Regions from separate parts of the Homo sapiens genome. Here region 1 is linked to region 2. A link is a loop called in an ENCODE intact Hi-C map of the cell type or tissue named here. Cell type or tissue: PC-9. All regions are shown on one strand.

The links. A loop is a pair of places that touch in the nucleus more often than their neighbours do. Peaks named below come from ENCODE experiments on the same cell type or tissue, not always from the same donor. Only the 100,000 strongest peaks of a DNase experiment are listed, where the experiment ranks them.
Region 1: a loop joins it to region 2, with 5 times the contacts of the local background. A loop is called at or near these places in 13 of 110 quality-filtered maps.

What each region holds. Positions count from the first base shown.
Region 1 is chr3:195,555,356-195,563,355 of GRCh38, reverse strand. It overlaps the pseudogene RPL31P64. Among named protein-coding and RNA genes, the nearest start is that of PPP1R2, 16 kb to the right of the region's middle. In PC-9, CTCF peaks have their summits at 4,672 (motif pointing left) and 6,793 (motif pointing left); DNase peaks (open chromatin) are centred at 3,125, 3,415 and 4,595; H3K27ac peaks cover 2,688 bases.
Region 2 is chr3:195,911,185-195,919,184 of GRCh38, reverse strand. TNK2-AS1 (TNK2 antisense RNA 1) reads right to left here. Exons shown (of 2, transcript NR_145450.1): 2 at 5,921-8,000. LOC124906253 (keratinocyte proline-rich protein-like) reads left to right here. Exons shown (of 4, transcript NR_197446.1): 4 at 5,415-6,105. Among named protein-coding and RNA genes, the nearest start is that of TNK2, 6.6 kb to the right of the region's middle. RefSeq lists a silencer at 4,128-4,177 and an enhancer at 3,779-4,391. In PC-9, CTCF peaks have their summits at 3,774 and 3,986 (motif pointing right); DNase peaks (open chromatin) are centred at 3,974, 4,374 and 7,154; H3K4me3 peaks cover 957 bases; H3K27ac peaks cover 2,273 bases; H3K27me3 peaks cover 705 bases.

The DNA.
Region 1 (8,000 bases), 360 kb after region 2:
CCCCTGTCTGTACCTTTAGTACACATCACTCCTTTTGTTGAAATGTCCTGCTGCCAAAATCCAACCCACATCTGCTCTTTCGCAGAGCAATTTGGCAAAAACTAGTAAAGCTGAGGATGACCTAGTAATTCTCTTCTCTGGTAAATATCCTAGAAACACTTCTGCACATAAGCACAAGAAGATACATACGGAAATGTTCACTGCAGCACTGTTTGAAAGACAGAAAAACCAAAAACAACCTAAATGTTCATTAACAGAAGAACTGATTTAAAAATTGTGGGCTGGGTACAGTGGCTCACGCCTATAATCCCAGCACTTTGAGAGGCCGAGGTGGGCAGTTTACTTGAGGCCAGGAGTTTGAGACCAGCCTGGCCAACATGGTGAAACCCCGTCTCTACTAAAAATACAAAAATTAGCTGGGCATGGTGGCGCACACCTGTAATCCCAGCTACTTGGGAGGCTGAGGCACGAGAATCACTGGAATCTGGGAGGTGGAGTTTGCAGTGAGCCAAGATGGCGCCACTGCACTCCAGCCTGGGCGACAGAGGGAAACTCTGTCTCAAAAAAAAAAAATTGTAGCATGCACACATATGTGCAGGTACGCATACACACCATGGAATACTATGCTACAGAGAAAATTAGAGCTACATGTATCAACATATATAATCTATAAAATACGTTGGGCAAAAAGCAATATACAGGATACAGTATGAAATATATAAAACGACATTATTTCAGAATACATAAATATGCAATAAAGTAAAATGAAATGCAGGAAATAATAAACACCAAATTCAAGGTCCTGGTTCCCTCCGGAGAGTGGAGAGAGAGGGCGGCATTTCAGTAGAGGAACACCAGTGGCTTTCATTGCATGGGTAACTGCATTAGTTTCTGTGGCTGCTGTAGCAAATGACCACAAACTCAGTGGTTTAAAGCACCTGAAATGTATTCTCTCATAGTTCTGGAGGCCAGAAGTCCAAAATCAGTATCACTGGGCCGAAATGAAGGTGTGGGCAGGGCTGTGAAGGCTCTAGGGGAGAATCTGTTCCTTACCTCTTCCAACTTTTGGTATTTTGGTGGCTGCTGGCATTCCTTGGTTTGTGGCCACAACACTCCAATCTTCAAATCTGCTTGTCTTCACAGGGCCTGTGTGTGTGTGTGTGTGTGTGTGTGTGTGTGTGTTTGTGTGTGTGTCAAGTGTGAAATCTTCTGCCTGTCTCCAAAAGAATACATGTAATTACATTTAGGGCCCACCTGGATAATCCAGGATAATCTCCCTACTTCAAAAGTCTAACTCGGCTGTGTGCGGTGGCTCACGCCTGTAATCCCAGAACTTTAGGAGTCTGAGGCAGGTGGATCACTTGAGGTCAGAAGTTTGAGACCAGCCTGGCCAACATTGCGAAACCCCATCTCTACTAAAAATACAAAAATTAGCTGGGCTTGGTGGCACGCGCCTGTAATCCCAGCTACTCAGGAGGCTGAGGCAGGAGAATTGCTTGAACCCAGGAGGCGGAGGTTGCAGTGAGCCACTGCATCACTGCACCACTGCACTCCAGCCTGGGCATCAGAGTGAGACTCTGTCACAAAGGAAAAAAAAAAGCCTTAACTCAATCATATCTGCTATGACATTTTTTCCAAACTGAACATTTCCAGGCTTCAGAGATGAGGACCTGGTAGCTTTGGAAGAGCATTTTTCAGCCTATCACAGTAATATTTTCTTAAACTGAAAGGTAGGTAATAGAGGATATAATGGCTTCCCACTTGGGCCCAGCAGAATGACTCCTGCAAAAAGGGTAGCCAGAAAAAGGGGGGTCATTCTGCCATCAATGAGGCAGTGACCTGAGGATACACCATCAACATTCACAGGTGCATCCATGGAGTGGGCTTCAAGAAGAATACCCCTCAGGCACTCAAGAGAGATCCAGAAATCTGCCATGATGGAGATGGGGACTCCAGATGTACGCACTAATACTAGGCTCAACAAATGTCTGGGTGAAAGGAAGGGCCGTACCACATCCATGTTTATCGTGCAGAAAACATAATGAGGGTGAAGGTTCAGCAAACAAACTCTATACTTTGGTTTAACTATGTACCTGTGACCACTTTCAAACATCTATAGACAGTCAATGTGGGTGAGAGCCAACCACTGATTGTCAAATAAAGTGATAAAATCATACACACACAAATAGACATACAATCATGGCCCTTTACCTTTTTTTTGAGATGGGTTCTCATTCTATTGCCCAGGCTGGTGTGTAGTGGTGCGATCATAGCTCACTGCATCTTCTGCCTCCTGGGGTCAAGTGATTCTCCCACCTCGGTCTTCTGAGTAGCTGGGACCATAGATGTGTGCCACCATGCCCAGCTAATTTTTGAAGTTTTCTGTATTTCGCCATGTTGCCCAGGCTGGTCTTGAACTCCTGGGCTCCAGCAATCCACCTGCCTCGGCCTCCCAAAGTGCTGGGATTACAAGCATGAGCCATGGCGTCCAAACTTATGGCCCCTTACTTTGAATAACGGTTGTCTATGACTATATCTTAAGGCAGATACAGACTGTGATCCTTTCATAGAAAAAGAGATCTCCATACCCCTGAACCCAAAATAAAAGTTTTTTTTAAAAAGAAAAAGAGGTCTCCAGGAGGCTGAAGGGCAGTGTAATATGGGTAACTCAGTGGGAAGGTTAGAAGACTATGTGTCATGCTCTAGAGTGTATGAATTTGTCATTTCAGAGATGGAACAATTCTGGATAAAATGAGATCCAGGGCCTAACACCTATAACCTGATTTTGCCATTTTGAGATTTTTTGTGAGTCTTTTTTAATATGCTAAATTATGTTTCTAAACAGTGGTATCCTCCTCCAAACATTCACATTAGTGAGCGAGCTGAAGGTCAAAAATCAAAAAAAACCTTTCAGAACCAAGTGGATTGGATACTGAGTTCTAGCAGAATTCCAAGAATTGTGGACAGGTCAGTGGACAAAAATTCCCATCATATTACCTAGGCAGCCACCAGCTCCACCTGCTTTTATCCAAGCCTTCTGTTTCCCACCTCTCCCAGGCCAAGATTACTGCCAGTGCTCTATGAGTCAGCTGTGTCCCCAGGAAGTGACAAATGGGCTCAGGAGCTGGCATGGACAGCACTGGAGGAAGCAAATGGCCACTCCTCTGTCATCACAGTTCATTAAGTAGGTGTTTGTTCTTTGCCTGCAGCCTGGTCCCAGCAGGACTGGTGAGAGCTCATGTGTGCACCAGAGTCAGAGGACACCCTGTGTGCACCAGAGTCAGAGGACACCCTGTGTCCTTTCCCCCAAACCGGGGAGTGGTTGGGAACGACAATGACCAACCTTACGGGAAGATGCTATGAAAATCCACAAAACTGAAGCTGACATCTGTGGCATTTTGCTTCAGGGCATTTTGTCAACAAAGCATACTGTGCACTAGAAACAGTCTAGGTGGGTCATTTGCACCTGCAAATTACTAATACAAATAACATCTCAAGCTTGGCAGGCTTAGAGGCTGAGATTGTTGGCACTTCATCTGTCAAGTCTCAGCTCAGATGGCATCTCAGAGGCATCTGCCTAAAAGTGATTGCCCCAGTTACCTTCCATCCGGTCACACTTTTTATCTCTTTCTTACCATTTTTCATAATCTGCAATGATTTTGTATATGTATTTGCTTATGTATTTGTGGTCCATCTCTCCCACTGGAAGGTAGGCTCTCTGAAAAAAAAAAAAAAGATCCTGCTTTTTTGGTACCCTCTTATATCCTGAGACCTAGAACAGTTCCTGGCACATATTTAAGTACTCAATAAATATTTATTGAATAAATGAGTGGGTGAATGAACAAATGAATGTACAAATGCAGAGGCTGAATATAAATGTCCCAGGGCCCAGAAAGAATCAGTCACAGAAGGGAAAACAGGACCCAGATAAAAATGTCTTATATTCATGTGCCTCAACATATCTGGCTACAATTGCTTCCCAGTTTGCTATATCTGGCATGTTCCCACAACTTACACTGGAATATCATAGGCACATTCATTCATTTTCCAAATGGGGAGACTGAAGCCCAGCAAAATGAAATGACTTAAGTGAAACTATGTGGCTAGTTACACTTATAACTTGAACTTGGACCCTCTCTTCTATCAGAAAAATAACTTACTCATAGGATGATTGGGGTTTTTTACCTCATTTTGTTCATTTCCCCACAAACAAAACATATTCTATGAGAGAAGTGTTTTTGTCCCCATGAGACAAAAAAACATGGTATAAAGTCAGTGTTATATTTTGCAAGTCAATAACCACTACCTAGGGGATTCTATTCAAGGACTAATTATTAAGGAGGCAACTTTGGCCAGGCTTGGTAGGACTCACAGTAACAGAGATGAGTGAGATGAGGACATCCCGCTCCCAGGGCCACCAGGTACATGAGACCGTCAACATGAAAGTCCTGGACTCAGACCCTGGCTATTTTTAGCATGTGGGAGATATTGTTTCATATGGTTAAGGGGCAACTCTACCAGGAAGCAGGGAACTGAATGACTCCATGAGACACTCCCAGCTCCAGGGGGCCTTCTGGACAAGAACAGCACAGGCAGCAGGAAGAACAGGTGTTTTGAATAGACTCACTTCCCCTCCTCCCATGAGACTATGCTGCCTCCTTGTGATTGAAGAAGCAAATGCCGAATACAAGTACTTCATACATCAACTGAGAAACATTAAAATGTTCTTAATAAGCATGAAAGATTTACCTGCATCCAGTTCCCATATCCCCTTTATATGTTCTAGAAAGTGTACTCCAGCTCATTCATTCATCCTTTCCTTCTCCCTGAAAATGACATGTGTTCCGAAACCTGTTTTGAATTATAACAGAAAAGCACCACTGTCTGTTATTGAAAGGAGAAATAATTTTTTCATTTCGAACAAATAAAAGTCCTGAAGGATCATATCTTCTCCTAAGTAGGTTCATTGTCAACCAACAGCAAACAAATTACCCACAGTAAGCAGTAACTCTGTGAAAACGAGTGATTTATCAAAGAATAACCTTAGAGAATCTTTCCTAGTTCTCAAACCTCTTTGTTAACTAATATTATTCATTAACTATGTCTAGTATTGTGGTTTTTTGTTTTTTTTTTCCCTGAGATGGAGTCTTGCTCTGTCGCCCAGGCCGGAGTGCAGTGGCACCATCTCAGCTCACCGCAACCTCTGCCTCCCGGGTTCAAGCAACTCTTCTGCCTCAGCCTCCCAAGTAGCTGGGATTATAGGTGCCCACCACCACACCCAGCCAATTTTTGTATTTTTCGTAGAGATGGGGTTTCACCATGTCAGCGAGGCTGGTCTCGAACTCCTGAACTTGTGATCCACCTGCCTCAACCTCCCAAAGTGCTGGGATTACAGGCGTGAGCCACCGCACCCGGCCCTATGTCTAGTATCGTAGCAACCACTTCCACTACCATCTCATAGAAAAGCATCTCCTTGAAAATCATAAAAAGCAAATGATGGATGGCTTCCTAAGGGACAATTTTCCACACCAATAATGTTTAACAAAAAAACTGAAAAAAAAAAAAAAAGGACAAAGCAAAGCAACTTATAATGAAGAATAATTAGAATAATAAAAGAAAATTCAAAGGAAACTATTCAGGTAGTAAAGCAAGTCTCTAGAAACAGAATTCGTAGGACATCCCAGAAAATATTGCATACACGGCCACCAAATTCAATACCAGCAAGAAATAGTATGGTGGATTTCTGCCTGCGGGACAATGGTTGGTAACCTAAGCAAACCTATGTTTGCAGTTATCTCCTCTGAGGACTGGTTCAACTCATTGTTTGATTTATGCCTAAGAACTCTGACCCTCACATGTGCGCTCTGGCAGAAAGGCAGTTAGTTCTTGTCCTTGGAATTACTGCCTCCAAAGATAAATCCAATATGTCAGCTCAAAATCATTTACCTAAATTACCTCCTTGATTAACTGTTGGTTTGCCAGCCTGTCTCTCCCACTAGATGGTGACAGGAACCCTGTCTCATTCATCTTTGTATTCCTCACTTCTAGTACAGAGAAATGAAGTTACCAAAAATTGGTGTGGAGCCAGGCTTAAAAATCAATCCTCTTTTGAGTATTTCATTGTTCCTATCTTTTCGGCATTTTAAGGAAGTTTAAAAATATTTTTAAGGCCAGGCGCGGTGGCTCACGTCTGTAATCCCAGTACTTTGAATCACTTGAGGACAGGAGTTTGAGACCAGCCTGGGCAACATAAGGAGACTCCGTATCTGCAAAAAATAAAATGAGCCAGGTGTGGTGGTGTGCCTATAGTCCCAGGCACTCAGGGGGCTGCTGAGGTGAGAGGATCTCTCGAGCCTGGGGACTTGAGGCTGCAATGAGCCATGATTGCATCCCTGCACTCCAGCCTGGGCAACAGAGTGAGACTCTGTCTCAAGAAAAAAAAAAAAATTTTTTTTTTTTTTTTTTACCAAAAACACCTTAGGCTCCGTATTTCAAATTAGCTCGTAACAGATTCACAACATTTTATGAATGATGGTGTTGTTTAGTTCCCTTGGGGCTGTTACTATTCTGCTATTATTAATCAAGATCTCAAAAATCGCAAAATAATATATTGAATTCTGAAATATTAATTATAGAACCTATAAATTACAAATCCTGATTTGTACCAAACATTACAGGTGACTGCAAGCAAGTTGTCTCAAGCATTTACAGCTGGGATCCACCCAGAAACGATCATCGTTAAGAGTCTCCACGTGTCAGCTCAGCGTCTCATCCACAGCAGCGCCCCCAGCTGCCTGCTGATGGCTCCATCCCCAACTCAGTCTTCGTGGCTCCGCATCCATCGTAGTACAAACACTATGCCTTTGGAGAGGACTGCCTTAGAGTCCACAGCTAACGTCTATAGAAATCTAGCAATTCTATCAAGAAAAAGCAAAATTAAAATGCCAAAAATCAGGCAAAAAGAAAAGAAAAAAGCACAGGATACTCCCAATAGGTGCCAAAAGAGAAATGATTTAGGTACAGTGTGTTGGGGAGAACTGACCTGGAGCCTGCTGGAGTTGCTCAGAGTCTACAGGGAAAGATAAACAAGAAAACCAGCCATGTAGATGTGGAGATCAAATAAGACGAGAGGCTGTAATAGAGGGTAGAATGAGGGATTCTGGGAGAACAGAGGAGGGCCACCTGATGCTGCCCTGAAGAGGTGGAGAAGGCTTCATTCCAGAGCAAATCCTGAGCTGCGTTTGGAATAAACGAGCTGGAGGTAGTCAAAAATTGAAGGGGGAGGCCGGGCGCGGTGACTGATACCTGTAATCCCAGCACTTCGGGAGGCTGACGCGGGCAGATCACGAGGTCAGGAGTTTGCGACCAGCCTGGCCAACATGGTGAAACCCCGTCTCTACTAAAAATACAAAAATTAGCCGGGCATGGTGGTGTGCACCTATAATCCCAGCTACTCGGGAGGCTGAGGCAGAAGAATCGCTGGAACCCAGGAGGTGGAGGTTGCAGTGAGCTAAGATCGCGCCACTGCACTCCAGCCTGAGCGACAAAGCGAGACTCCATCTCAAAAAAAAAAAGAAAGAAAGAAAAGAAATAGAAGGGGGAGGAGGTGGTATCCCAGGCAGAGGAAAGACTGCCACCAAGTAGGAACTCAATTCTGTAGCACCTAGGGTCCGGGACCCTGCAGAGGAGAAGTAGAACAGGTGGCCAAAGGCCAGATCACTGACAGCTTTGTAAACCATGACATGGAGCTCAGATTACAATCTGAAGGTGAATTGATTCAAGGACTCAATTCTAGGAAACAATTTAACTTACATCTTAAAAATGAAATCCAAATACCAACTTGTTAATTCACGGTAGGAAAAAAGTCACTAAAGAACAAATCGAGGCTGGAGTTCTCTAAAAGCAAATGCTCTGTCTTCAGGTTGGCTACAGAGAATGCCAGGATCTGATGAGGAAGGGGCTGGTAAAGCCCAGGCAGCTGACTAAAGCAGAGTCATTCA
Region 2 (8,000 bases):
TTTGTATTTTTAGTAGAGACAGGGTTTCACCATGTTGGCCAGGCTGGTCTCAAACTCCTGAGCTCAAGTGATCCTCCTGTGTCGGCCTCCGATAGTCCTGGGATTACAGGAGTGAGCCACCGCGCCCGGCTTCTTTTATTTCTTGAGTAGGGGTCTTGCTTGTGTTGCCCAGGCCGGGGTGCAGTGGCAGCATCATAGCTCACTGTAACCTCAAACTCCTGGGCTCAAGCAATCTTCCCGCTTCAGCCTCCCGAGTAGCTGGGACTACAGGCGCGTGCCACCACACCCAGCTAATTTTTTCTTTTATTTTTGTAGAGATGGGGTGTCGACCAGACTGGTCTTCAACTCCTGGCCTCAAGCAATCCTCTTGCCTTGAAGCTTCCCAGAATGTTGAGATTACAGGCGTGAGCCACTGTGCCTGGCCAAAGTACTTTTTCATCACCTATAACCAGGCAAATCAAGACAGGGCCATATACAATCCCCATATGTAAATTCCCAAGATTCACTAACATACTTTTCTCGCGTCTGGGTTTGTTGCAGCGCAGCTTCAGCATGGTATTTATGTGTGTATTAGAGGGTTCAGGAGTCGGGTGAGAGAGAGAGTAGAGTAGAGTAGGCGCCCTGGATTTCTATCTTGGTCATGGAGATTCTAATCCAATTGCAGTCACTACCCTTCAATTGCTGCGTGTCCGTGGGTCACCCGCTCTACCCTTCAATTTCTGCGTGTCCGTGGGTCACCCGCTCTACCCTTCAGTTGCTGTGTGTCCGTGGGTCACCCGCTCTACTCTTCAGTTGCTGTGTGTTCGTGGGTCACCCGCTCTACTCTTCAGTTGCTGTGTGTCTGTGGGTCACCTGCTCTATCCTTTAATTGCTGTGAGTCCGTGGGTCACCTGCTCTGTCCTTTAATTGCTGTGAGTCCGTGGGTCACCCGCTCTACCCTTCAATTGCTGTAAGTCCATGGGTCACCTGCTCTATCCTTCAATTGCTGTTTGTGGGTCACTCACTCTACCTCTCAGAGCCTGTGTCCTCACTGCTAAGTGAGTGTTAGACTTGATGTTCTCTAAGGCCTTTTCAGCTGTAACATAAAATCCCTCTCCCATTGAGAATGTACATTCCCTCCTTCAAACTTCACACCCAGATTCAATTCTACCCTTCAAATTTTTATTTATTTATTTATTTAATTATTTATTTTTGAGATGGAGTCTCGCTCTGTTGCCCAGGCTGGAGTGCAATGGCGCAAACTCGGCTCACTGCAACCTCTGCCTCCAGGGTTCAAGTGATTCTCAAGCCTCAGCCTCCTGAGTAGCTGGGACTACAGGCGCCCGCCACCACATCCAGCTGATTTTTGTATTTTTAGTAGAGATGAGGTTTCACCATGTTGGCCAGGTGGGTCTCAAACTCCTGACCTCAGGTGATCTGCCCATCTCAGCCTCCCAAAGTGCTGGGATTACAGGCGTGAGCTACTACACCCGGTCTAAATTTATTCTTTTATAATCGTTTCCTCTGCATCCCAGTAACAAAGAAGTGCTGTTGGTGAGACCGTAGAAGCTGTACTCACCTCGTAGGTGCCCTGCGTTCCCCTGCGAGTGTTCCTCTGGGCCTAACCACCCGGTCACCTTCTTTGGGTCTGCTGATAGTGAGGTGTCTTGGATAACTACAGCAAATGTTCCAGGAACGTCCCTTTTTTCTATGGACAAGCCCGTCTCTGCAGAAGTTACAGATTGGCATCCTTGCTGAGGGTGACTTGTATCTGTGTCTTCACCTGCTTCCCTGATTTCTGACATACTGACTGCCTTGTCTTCTAGGCATGGAATTTCCTTGAGTTTTAACCCACAGACCTATCTTCGCTGTGGCTTTTTGTGTGTTTTGGCTTTTTGGCCCTTCTAGACCCAACTTCCAACTCTGCTACTGTGGTGAATCATCCCCTAAGGGCTGCTGTGATTTGTAGAACACTCACACCTGTGGGGCACTGAGCGATGCTGCGTGGAACCGGGGAGGAATGCTGAGTGGAACCGGGGAGCGATGCTGCGTGGAACTGGGGAGCAATGTGGAGTTCTTGAGTAAGGGAGAGACATGATGAAATCGATGTTTTAGGAAGATTAACAGGGAATTAACCAGGAGGTACAGGGACTGAAGTCGGCAAGGTCATCTACACAATGTTTGCTGTAATCATGCCATTCAAGGGTGTGAATAGCATCGCATTATCTTGTGTAATTCTTACAGTCTCCCGGTGAGGGTTCATGTCTTACGTGCAGAGGCTAATGGAAGGATCTGATCCCACTCACATGGAAGTCACCTCATGGTTAGGGGTCTGGCATCCCAAAGGTACTTGATCACTGTTTGAAAAATGAACGTGGGGAAGCTAGGACTTGGACACAGGTTCTTTCTATGTGGAATAAAGTGGTAGCTGAGAGGAAGTGAGTCGAGAGAGGAGGCAGAAGGGTGGAGCCCTGAGGTATCTGGGGCTGAAGTAGGTGTATTAGGTGCTGAAGGAGGAGATGGGTAAAGGGGGCTGCCAAGAACCTGAATCTGCTTTCTGGACAAATGAGAGAGCCAGGGGAGAAGGGAAGGAGAGCTGGAACTGAGAGTTTGGGTTCTGTTGCTACCTCCTAAGATGGAGCAAGTCTGGGTGTCCACTCAACATCAGTGCGCAGGCAGGCAGCCGCAGATGCAGGGAGCTTGGTACCTGGGGGCCTCGCTGGCTCAGCTGTGGGAGGGGAGTCGGGGAGTGGCAGTGGGTGGAAACGATCTTACCAAGCTGGAGAGGGTAGCCAAGAACGGAGCAGGTATGGGCTTGCCTGGGAGGCTCACTATTTTAGCAGAAGGAGGAAGAACAGTTAGCTAAAGACTGTGCAGTGTCTGCACTGCAAATTGGATTTGAGCAAAGGAGAGAGCAGAAGAAAGGTGCAAGAGTGACACAGTACCTCACCATTTAAAGACAAGCCTTGACTGCAACATTTCCCACACTTAGTATGGTGGGCTCCAGGGGAGGCCAGATTTCAGGGAGTTAAAGGAGTAGGTGAAGAATCAAAGGAGCCCGTCCTTCATATGATTGGTCTTGACTCCTCCACTGGAAGTTTGTTTATTTAATTTATTTATTTCTGAGACAACGCCTCTCTCTGTTGCCCAGGGCTGGAGTGCAGTGGTGTGATGGTACCCCCCACTGCAGCCTCGAACTGCTGGCCTCAAACAATCCTCCCACCTCAGCCTCCTGAGTAGCTGAGATGACAGGTGCACACCACCACGACTGACTAATTTTTAAATTTTTTGTAGGTAGGGAGTCTTGCCATGTTGCCCAAGCTGGTCTCTAGCTCCTGGCCTCAAGCAGCCTCCCACCTGGGCCTCCCAAAATACTGGGATTATAGGTGTAAACCACCATGCCTAGCCTCTTTTTTAAAAATTAATTTCTTTTTGGCCCGGCGCAGTGGCTCACGCCTGTAATCCCAGCACTTTGGGAGGCCGAGGCGGGAGGATCACTTGAGCTTAGGAATTCAAGACCAGCCTGGCCAACATGGTGGAACCCCGTCTCTACTAAAATACAAAAATTAGCCGGGCGTGGTGGCGCATGCCTGTAATCCCAGCTACTGGGGAGGCTGAGGCAGGAGAATCGCTTGAACCCAAGAGTCAGAGGTTGCAGTGAGCCGAGATCATGCCACTGCACTCCAGCGTGGGTGACAGAACGAGACACTGTCTCAAAAAAATTAATTTTTTTAGAGACAGGGTGTCCCTCTGTCACCCAGGCTGGAGTGCAGATCATAGCTCATTGCAGCCTTGAACTCCTACACTCAACTGATCCTGCTGCTTCTGCCTCCCAAGTGCTGGGATTCCAACTGTGAGCCACTGCGCCGCACTAGAAATTCCTTGATTCTGTGTATGGGGCCACATCTGGCATGACTGTGCCCGAACACCAACCAATCAGGAGTAACTGAACTCACTGGTCCATTTGTTGGTTACCAACCACAACTCTAGGTGTCCACCAGGGGGCACCAGAGCGCAGGGCTCCATGAGGCTCTGTTTCAGAAGAGCCCATGATGACCTCAGGGTTTGTCATCTCTCGGCTCATTTGGCTCTTGCTGTGATTGGGCAGAGGGGGCAGGTGTGTGGGAGCAGCTGGCAGTGCCTCCTCCCAACGGCCTAGTAAGGTTTTGAAAACTGAATTGCTCGGGGGCATGTGAGCACAGCCCCCTTGGCAGCTCCAGGGACCTCTGACTTGGGCAATAGGGTGAAGGCACAGTCTGTTCTCGGTCCTGGGAGGATGTGGCCGGGGTTAGCAGATACACACCATGCCTAAGAATTCCTTCAGAAATCCGTCTCTTCACCTCCGCCAGGAGGCAAGTGATCCCCTCCTGACTCAGAAATGGTGGCCCTTTGTCAAGTCAGATCGTCCTGATCCCAGCCCTCCCTTCCGTGGGCCTTAGCCCAGGCCTCCTTCTAGGCAGTGAGGGTGTGCTTGGGAACAGACTGGCTCCTCCTCCCCGCCAGAGTTTGCCTTCAGCCAAGCACCTCCCATGTCTGGTAGCTGGTTGGAATCACTTAAGGAGCTTTTAAAAACTAAGATGCTGGCTGGGAGCAGTGGCTCACACCTGTAATCCCAGCACTTTGGGAGGCCAGGGCGGGTGGATCACCTGAGGTCAGGAGATCAAGACCAGCCTGACCAACATGGTGAAACCCTGTCTCTATTCAAAATATAAAAATTAGCCGGGTGTGATGTGATGGTGCGTGCCTGTAATCCCAGCTACTCGGTAGGCTGAGACAGGAGAATTGCTTGAACCCGGGAGACAGAGGTTGCAGTGAGCCAAGATCGCACCACTGTACTCCAGCCTGGGTGACAGAGACAAACAAACAAAAAAACTAAGATGCTCAGGCTGGGCGCGGGGGCTCATGCCTGTAATCCCAGCACTTTGAGAAGGCTGAGGCAGGAGAATAGCTTGAGCCCAGGAGTTCGAGACCAGCCTGGGCAACATCTTGAGACCCTGTCTCTACCAAAAAACAAAAACAATACAATGAAGATGCCAACCCCCATCCAAGAGATTCCAATTTAAGTGTTCTAGGGTGGTGCTTGGGCATCAGCACTTTTTTTTTTTTTTTTGAGATGGAGTCTCGCTCTGTCATCCAGGCTGGAGTGCAATGGAGCGATCTTGGCTCACTGCAAGCTCCGCCTCCCAGGTTCAAGTGATTCTCTTGCCTTGGCCTCCCGAGTAGCTGGGATTACAGGTGCCTGCCACCACGCCCAGCTAATTTTTGTATTTTTAGTAGAGACGGGGTTTCACTGTGTTGGCCAGGCTGGTCTCGAACTCCTGACCTTGTGATCTGCCTGCCTCGGCCTCCCGAAGTGCTGGGATTACAAGCGTGAGCCACTGTGCCTGGCCTGGCATTGGCATTTTTAAAACTTTCTGTGTGATTCTTGTGTGCAGCTGTATCGAGACTGTCTGCATCGAAGGCCCTGATAGTCAGAGTGTGGTCCATGGGAAGCTTGATGGAAATGCTGGATCTCAGCGCCCTCCTCCCAGTTTGCTGAATCAGAATTTACAGTTCACCAAGATGCCCCGGTGATTCAGCCGCACACAGTTCCAGAAGCCCTGAGCTAGTTCGTACAGTGTTCTTTACCCACGCTCATCTCCCTGGCCTGAATCACAGCGTGTTTGACTTGCTCAAGTTGTAGCCATGGCTCTCCGTGTTTTGACTGTGACCTACAGAAAGAAACGGACTTTACAACGAGGAAGCAAGTACACCACAGAAACAATGCCTTCACTACCTGGGGTGCACTCTGCACTCCCATTCATTCAGCAGGTAGTTTTGGCACCTGCTTTGCGCCAGGCCTCATTCTAGCTGCCTGTGTCTAGAAGCCCCGGTTGTTGGGAGGTTTCTATTCTAGGAGGAGGGCAAGGGGATCAGAAAGTTAAAAGTAAACCATGTATATAAAGGGCACGCTAAAAGATATTTATTAAAATCTTTTTTTTTAAATTACATTTTTAGGGTAGGGTTCTGGGGTGCTGGTTATGTTCCATTTCTTGATCTGGGTGCTGGGTGTATTACCTGTAAGAATGCAAGCTTTCAGCACTTCTCTGGAGGTATGCTGTACGTCAATAAAAAGTTCAAAAATTACATTGTGATATTTTCTTTCTTTCTTTCTTTCTTTCTTTTTTTTTTTTTGAGAGAGACAGAGTCTTGCTCTGTCGCCCAGTCTGGAATGCAGTGGCGTGATCTCAGCTCCCTGCAACCTCCGCCTCCCAGGTTCAAGCGATTGTCCTGTCTCAGCCTCCCAAGTAGCTGAGATTACAGGCGTGCACCATCATGCCCGGCTAATTTTGTATTTTTAGTAGAGACGGGGTTTCGTCATGTTGGTCAGGCTGGTCTCGAACTCCTGACCTCAGGTGATCCACCTGCCTCGGCCTCCCAAACTGCTGGGATTACAGGTGTGAGCCACCGCACCCGGCCAAACATTCTCATATTTTCTATTCTATTATTATCCTCTTTCATAAAACAAAAAAATAGTCATTCAAAATCCACCATATTCAGTTTACCTCCCTCTAAAAGGTTGCAACAGTAGTTTTAAAAACTGCTTTATTTAAAAACAAGCTGTACGCAGTGGCTCAGGCCTATAATCCTGGCACTTTGGGAGGCCGAGATGAGTGGATTGCTTGAGGCCAGGAGTTCAAAACCAGCCTGGGTAACAGGACGAAACCCCGTCTCTACTAAAAATACAAAAAATTAGCTGGGCGTGGTGGCGGGTGCCTGTAATCCCAACTATTAGGGAGGCTGAGGCCGGAGAATCGCTTGAACCCGGGAGGCAGAGGTTGCGGTGAGCCGAGATTGCACCACTGCACTCCAGCCTGGGCAACAAGCACGAAACTCCATCTCAAAAAAATAAAAAAATAAAAACAAACAAACTAGAAGCCCAATCCCTCAGCAGCACCCACCCACTCTTGGCTTAGCAGCTGCCTGCAGGTGTGAGCCAGGCGGCCCATTCCCCAGCAATGGCCTTCCTTGCCCTCTTGCTTACCTCACAGTGCAAAACAGCTCATGAAGGAGACTCTTAAGGGCACCACCCAAAGCCTCCCTCTGGCAGCCTGGCCCACCTCCACTCCCAGCTAGACCCGACAAGCCCTTCTCCTTGCCGAGTCATTCTGCTGTGGGCAGCTCTCCTAAAGTTCCAGATGTAGGAGGAGACTGGCTCAGGCACGTTAATTAGAGGGTTGGGGTTATCCCTGTGGCCACCTCCCAAATCTCCTGAGACTTATGTTTTTAGTCTGGGGCTCCTTCCTCATGTCAGCTCCCTAGTGGCAGAGCAGTCTCCCTCGGTGTCTCTCTGGCCACCATGATCAGTGTCACGGACACATCCCAGCATAGCCCCAGTTCTCAACCGCATGGCAGGGACCGTCCAGGAGTTGGTGAGGAACAGGGTGGGAGGGAGGAAGGGAGCAGGAGACCTCACTCTTTCCTTTGAACCTAAAGCTCCAGATAATCCTACACTAGAGGTGCATATGGGGCATGGCTCTGGCTTCTTGAGGGAAACTGGAGAGATGGGGGGCTGGGGAAATGGGGGGCTGTGCTGCCCTAGGAGCAGGACCAACCAGCGTGGAGGCGCTTTGACCTCTAGCTTTGTTTGATTTGGAGCTTGATTTACTGGAGGGGAAGTTTGCTCTAAATCAGTTGTTTGCATCTATTGACCAATAAAATCTAGTTAGTCCTGATGCTTCCTGAAGCAGGGCCCCTGGATTTGGCGTTGCTTTTTTGTGCCTCAGATTTTTTTTTTTTTTGAGGCAAGGTCTGGCTCTATTGCCCAGGCAGGAGTGCAGTGGTGTGGTCTCTACTCAGTGCAACCTCCACCTCCCAGGCTCAAGCGATCCTCCCCCCTCGGCCTCCCGAGTAGCTGGGATTACAGGTGCGTGCCACCATGCTCTGCTAATTTTTCTATTTTTTTTGTAGAGACAGGGTTTTGCCGTGTTGCCCAGGCTGGTCCTGAACTTGGGAGCTCAAATGATTTGCCCTCCTCAGCC